Linked DNA regions of Homo sapiens: region 1 is linked to region 2. The links are chromatin contacts, found by Hi-C or POLR2A ChIA-PET in ENCODE. All regions are on one chromosome and are shown on one strand. Each heading gives the region's core, a stretch centred on a gene start or an enhancer-like site at or near the end of the contact. The rest is flanking DNA. Distances are from core to core; before and after follow the strand shown.

Region 1 (2,974 bases), core at 19-2,518, 120 kb before region 2:
TTCCCAGAAAGATTTCAAGAAATGAAAGACAGGCTCCGCGTTAACACTAATCGCAATGATAATGGTACTATTTAAAAGCAGCTTCCCTAAGCCACTCCTGAAAGGGCAATTGGCTGATCCGGGAATTCACTCTTTAGATAACCTGGTAGGGAAGGGAAGGAGGGAGGGAGGACCTTAGATTTTTAATAAGAAACCATTAACTTCAGCTAACAGCAATAACAATGGAGGCGCCTGGTGACTGCTGGCACTTAAAATATAAATGGAAAACACAGGGCACCTCGGATTTCTCCATTGTTACATGCTAATGAAGTGGCTCCACTCAAACAAAGGCCCCAGGAGAAATTAGTGGAGGGTGTGGCCTGGCCCCACACTGAGGAAGAAGCCTGTGTAGGATGCTGGCAATCTCGGTTCCAGAATTAGGATGTCCTTGTCTGCTCTACTTGGTTTTCTGACCCTGAGTGTCCCTGGACCTGTTTCTTTCAGTAAAATGTGTATAATCAAATCCAGGGGTGGTCATCCCCTGCCATCTAACCTGGCAACTTTGGTCATCCTTTTTCTAATCAAACCAAAAAGAACTGAAAAAAATTACTTGCAGTTTCCTATGTGCACTCCATCTAGAGGCATTTCTAGTTGGTCACTTTTTTCTAGTCAAACTAGAGGCGTTTCTAGGTTGGTCATTCCTAGTTGGTCATCTTTTTTCCTGGTCAAACAAAAAAGAACTGAAAAAAATTACTTAGAGTTTCCTACATGCACTCTATTTAGAGGCATTTCCTGGTTTTATTCCTTACGCATGTTGCAAGACTGCACCCAGCATCCGTGTTCATATAATCTGTGGCGGTAACAGAAGGGGTCTCTATTCTCAATGTCTCACATTTTGGTAGGAAATAGGACATGTGGGCAGACAGGAGGATGAATGTGATCAGGGTGGGACATGCAGGCAAATAACGATACAATGTGGCAGAATGAGACACTTGTCACAGGGATCTTATTGCTAGAGCTTTACAGAGGTGGTAAGAAACTGCGTAGGGAGCTAGCAGGGGCTAATCTGCCAGGCTTCACGAGGATGTGGACTTTAAACTGCAGAGGTTCCCCCCACTACTCTCTGATGACTACAGTCTATGGAGGAACTTTATAAAATACAGATTCCCTGGCCCCTCCCCCAGAGACAGATTTTGTAGGTCTAGGGTGGAGTCTGGAAGTCTACTGATAAAAATCTCAGCTGAATTAAATGAACAATTCGCCAATCGGGCAGCCGGCAGAATCACAGCAGATTCAGAGACTCCAGCCACGTGGTGTAAGATTTACAGACAAAAAAAGGAAGTGATGAACAGAAATAGGACGTGAGGTACAGAACAGCTGGCTTGGTTACAGCTCTGCGTTTGCCTTATTATTATTTCTGAGACTGAATCTTGCTCTGTCGCCCAGGCCGGAGTGCAGTGGCGCAATCTCTGCTCACTGCAACCTCCACCTCCTGGGTTCAAGCGATTCTCGTGCCTCAGCCTCGTAAGTAGTAGCTGGGATTACAGGCACGCGCCAACGCGCCCGGCTAATTTTTGTATTTTTAGTAGAGTCAGGGTTTCACCATGTTGGCCAGGCTAGTCTTGAACTCCTGACCTCAAGTGATCCGCCCGCCAAGGCCTCTCAAAGCGCTGGGATTACAGGCGTCAACCCCCGCGCCTGGAGGCATTTGTCTTATTTGAACACTCAGCAGTTGAAGTATGGCTTCTGGGACTGGCCAAGACTTAGCTATTGTTACAGGCGCATACTCCTAAATTAGGTTTTCAATCTTGTCTATTAAGCTAGGTTGCAGTTCGTCCACGAGGACTCAAATAAAGAAGTACAGAGTCTTTCTAAGGCCATATTTAGTTCGCTTTAACGCGACTAAGAAAAATAAGATAAACTGCCCTGTGGTCCTGACTTAGCTATTGTTACAGGTGCATACTCCTAAATTAGGTTTTCAATCTTGTCTATCTATTAAGCTAGGTTGCAGTTCGTCCACGAGGACTCAAATAAAGAAGTACGGAGTCCTTCTAAGGCCATATTTAGTTAGCTTTAAAGCTACTATGAAAAATAAGATAAGCTGCCCTGTGGTCCTGATGGTCAGCCCAGTTTGGAGGCCACCCATACAGTAGAGAGGCAACCCCAAATAACCCGTGACATTACAATCATCCCCTCTTATCCGTGGTTTTGTTTTCTGAGGTTTTAGTTAACCTGAGGTCTAAAAATATTAAAGGGGGCCGGGCGCGCTGGCTCATGCCTGGAATCCCAGCACTTTGGGAGGCTGAGAGGGGCAGATTGCTTGAGGTCAGGAATTCGAGACCAGCCAGGCCAACATGGCAAAACCCTGTCTCTACAAAAAATACAAAAAATTAGCGGAGCTTGGTGGTACTCACCTGCGATCCCAGCTACTCAGGAGGCTGAGGCACAAGAATTGCTTGAGCCTGGGAGGCAGAGGTTGCAGTGAGCCGAAATTGCTCCACTGCACCCCAGCCTGGGCAGCAAAGCAAGACTCCGTCTCAAAATATACGTATATACATAAAATTAAAATGCAAATATTAAATGGGCTGGGCATGGTGGCTCACGCCTGTAATTCCAGCACTTTGGAAGGCTGAGGCGAGAGGATTGCTTGAGCCCGGGAGTTCAAGACCAGCCTGGGCAACATGGCAAAAACGCCATCTCTACAGAAAACTCTATCTCCACAAAAATTAAGCCAGGTGTGGTGGCACACACCTGGGGTTCCAGCTACCCAGGAGGCTGAGATGGGAGGATCACCTGAGCTGGGGAGGTTGAGGCTGCAGTGAGCTGTGATTGCCCCATGGCACTGCAGCCTGGGTGACAGAGTGAGACCCTGTCTCAAAAAAAAATATATATATATATATATAATATATATATATATATAATATATATATATAATATATATATATATATAATATATATATATATATCAGCGGGCACGGTGGCTCACGCCTGTAAT
Region 2 (3,363 bases), core at 813-3,312:
AAACTTTTTTTTCAACCATTATAGTTAATGTTGAAGTCTCTAATATTCCCTTCTGAGTCCTACTTCCCTTTACCTCTGCCTCCTTTCAAGAGCCAGCCACTGTAACAGATCTGCTATGTATGTAGTCTGTGTTTTTATAGTTGTATTATTTATTATTCCAAAACAACATAAATATTCTTTTGCATATGCTTAAATTTATTGTGTAACACTTGCCATTTGCCCATTATTGAGATCTAGCCGTGTTAATAAATATAAACACAGTTCATTCATTTTAACTGCTTTCTATTATTTCCAATATTCTTGTATATAATACTACACAACATTATTTATGTATTCTGTTACCAGGGAACATCTGGAGTGCTTTCAAAACGTTTTTCTTTTGCTGTGTTACTCATAATGCTATGTTGAAAATTTCACACATATCCCTTTGTGAGCATGTGTGTGAGTTTTTAGGCTATAACTAGAGTTATATTTATATATATAAATTTATATATTTCTTGTGTCTTGTTTTTTCTAATGGTTTTAAAGTTTTCTTCATATTTAGGACTGTAAATCTATATAGAGTTTAATTTTGTGAATAGAGTGAGGTAGGGATCTAATTTTTCTCATATATTAAATTAATTGTCCCAGTACCATTTATTGAATTTGTTTCTTCATGATTTGTAATGCCCCTTTATCATATTTTAGGTTCCTAGATATACTTAGGCCTGTTTATAGACTTTTAATCTATTCTCTTTTGTTTTGTAGATCTATTTTTCCCTGTGCAAGCACCACATTTTAGTACATTTTGATAACTAAGTCTTATGTGAACTTTCTTTTTAACTGTTTTAAATGACCTCCACCGCCCCTATGTTTTCCCTAACTATATTATATAAATACTTTTTTTTTTTTTTTTTGAGACAGAGTCTCGCCCTGTCGCCCAGGCTGGAGTGCAGTGGTGCGATCTCGGCTCACTGCAATCTCCGCTTCCCGGGTTCAAGTGATTCTTCTGCCTCAGCCTCCCGAGTAGCTGGGATTACAGGCGCACGTCACCACACCTAGCTAATTTTTGTATTTTTAGTAGAGACGGGTTTCACCGTGTTGGTCAGGCTGGTCTCGAATTCCTGACCTCGTGATCTGCCCACTTCGGCCTCCCAGAGTTGCTGGGATTACAGGTGTGAGCCACTGTGCCTGGCCGGATAAAAATACCTTTTTAAAAATCACTGCAAGAACTTAGTTTTACCCTAATGTTGCATGATCTTATATAGGTAAACTATTATTTATGTAACCAGTCCCTTGTAGTTTAACACTATTCTTATGAGATACTGCTTCTCAGATTATAACTGGGGATGTGGTCCCTGCTTGAGTGCAAGTGGAAAAGCTTGTTCCTGAGATGGTGGAGAGTTCTCGTGGCAGCTGGGCTGACTTGCCTGAGGTAGAGAGGGCCTGTGTGGGCTCTTGGTTCACAGCTGCAGCAGCTCACTGCTTCCCACTGCTGGTGAATGTGCAGGACAGCAGGTGAATTTCTTTTGGGAGAGGGCAGTTTTAGAGGTTTGGTATTTGTTGTCAGTGAAGGTGATATTTTAAAGAAGCATTTTAAAGAGGATTCTACCTATATACCTTAATTCCTTTAAACATCATTTTATGGCCAAGTACACTGGCTTATGCCTGTAGTCTCAAAACTTTGGGAGGCTGAGGCAGGATGATCACTTGAGGCCAGGAGTCTGAGACAGGCCTAGGCAACATAACAAGACTCTGTCTCTACAAAACAAAACAAAACAAATTAGCCAGGCATGGTGGTGAGTGCTTGTAGTTCCAACTATTCGTGAGGCTGAGGTGGAGGGATCCCTTGAGCCAAGAAGTTCGAGGCTGCAGTGAGCTATGATCATCCCAATGTAGGCAACAGAGTAAGACTCTGTTTCATAAATAATCATTTTCTGTGTAGTTTCTGTAATACTTGCCTCTTATGCTCCTTCTAGGAAGTTACCTTCACACCCTTCAGTGTTTTTTATCTCTCCTGTTTTGTTTCCATTCTGAAGCTTAGTAATTTTGAGGTCCGATTACTTTTGTATCACATATATTCTTTCTAGTTATTTATTACCGTAATTATTTTCTAAAGCAGAAGTAGGCTCAGAGGCTCAGGAAGTGGTGTTTTGTCATGTTTGTATAGCTGGTTTCAGAGATAGGGTTTGGATCTGCACTTGATTCCTCCTGAGTAGTTATCTCTCCTCTGTCAGATTACCTCTTCTATCTACCCTTCCACCTCATTTTTGTTAGAATGACTTGGATTTAAGCGTCATTATTGTCTTTCTTTGAGGCAGCACTGAAGAAGATGTGTTTTTTTGCTTGCAACATTTAAATACCATGGTTTCCTTCTCATACTGCTTTAGGTTCAGCTTTACTTAGACTCTTAGATCCTGAGGCATTTATAAAATTGAGTAGTATGGTTAAAAATTAATTATTAGTATGTTGATAATGAGCTTTGCAGATTGTTTCCCAAAAAGAACATATGAAAGGTTCATTGGTTGTTTTGTACCATTAAATGAAAATGGATTCATCATTCAGTTGAATTTGGGGAGTCACATTCTTTTCTTTGAGTATTTATGGTCCTACTACCCCCTCACCCCGCTTACCTTTTTTTTTTTTTTTTTTTTTTTTTTTTGAGACAGTTTGCTCTGTTGCCCAGGCTGGAGTGCAGTGGCGTGATCTTGGCTCACTGCAACCTCTGCTTCCTGGGTTCAAGTGTTTCTCCTGCTTCAGTCTCCTGCCTCAGCCAGTAGCTGAGATTACAGGCGTCCGCCACCACTGCCGACTAATTACGGTCCTATTCTGATCGCTTTAGCACCTTTTTCTATTAGGTGATCAAACCTTGGATCTGAAGACCTCTTTGAGAGGCCTGCAGAGAGGGCAGGGTTGTGGAACTGCTGAAACCTGATAGCCCTTCCTAAGTGATTTTCTTTGTGACTTTTATTCTGAGGACTTCAATGGGCTGTCAGCATTCCTAATCTGACATCGATTTATCCGAGACAATTTATGCTACTTGTCAAATCACCAATAATGTATTGGGAGCAGGTAATTAAACTGTTTGCACATCAGTAGTTCTCACATCCTCATTTTGAAATCTGTTATGAATATAGTTGAGCTGTGAATTTCAAACACTGCTAATCTAAAATATATAAGATTCATAATTGTTAAAAAACATTGAAGCCATGGGGGCTTTATAGGTTTCACTCGTTTTGTTAAAATATAAGATCTGTTTTATACAATATACAAAGAAGAATATAGGGCTGGGCAGTGTGGCTCACGCCTGTAATCCTAGCACTTTGGGAGGCCAAGGCAGGTGGGTCAAAGGAGTTCGAGACCAGCCTGGGCAACATAGTGAAA

Evidence for each region. Hi-C counts contacts between places; a loop is a spot of excess contacts on that map. ChIA-PET counts read pairs that join two places held with the same protein, here RNA polymerase II (POLR2A). Pooled maps may share reads with other maps.
Region 1: a loop to region 2 is called in a pooled map, with 6 times the contacts of the local background. The contact joins two enhancer-like sites. A Hi-C loop is called at or near these places in 2 of 50 pooled maps. POLR2A ChIA-PET finds 5 or more read pairs at or near these places in 8 of 52 experiments (B cell, H1, OCI-LY7 and 5 more).

The regions. Positions count from the first base shown.
Region 1 is chr2:42,545,948-42,548,921 of GRCh38, forward strand. It overlaps a transcript of MTA3 not described here. Among named protein-coding and RNA genes, the nearest start is that of MTA3, 21 kb to the right of the region's middle. RefSeq lists enhancers at 1-536, 1,432-1,937. Within about 2 kb of position 1,269, at least 2 of the 41 ENCODE cell types and tissues checked have a DNase peak (open chromatin) inside an H3K27ac peak, as active enhancers do; they include B cell, where a contact is called at or near this core.
Region 2 is chr2:42,661,854-42,665,216 of GRCh38, forward strand. The region is part of intron 8 of MTA3 (metastasis associated 1 family member 3); the gene reads left to right. Among named protein-coding and RNA genes, the nearest start is that of MTA3, 95 kb to the left of the region's middle. RefSeq lists an enhancer at 1,727-1,776. Within about 2 kb of position 2,063, at least 2 of the 41 ENCODE cell types and tissues checked have a DNase peak (open chromatin) inside an H3K27ac peak, as active enhancers do; they include B cell, where a contact is called at or near this core.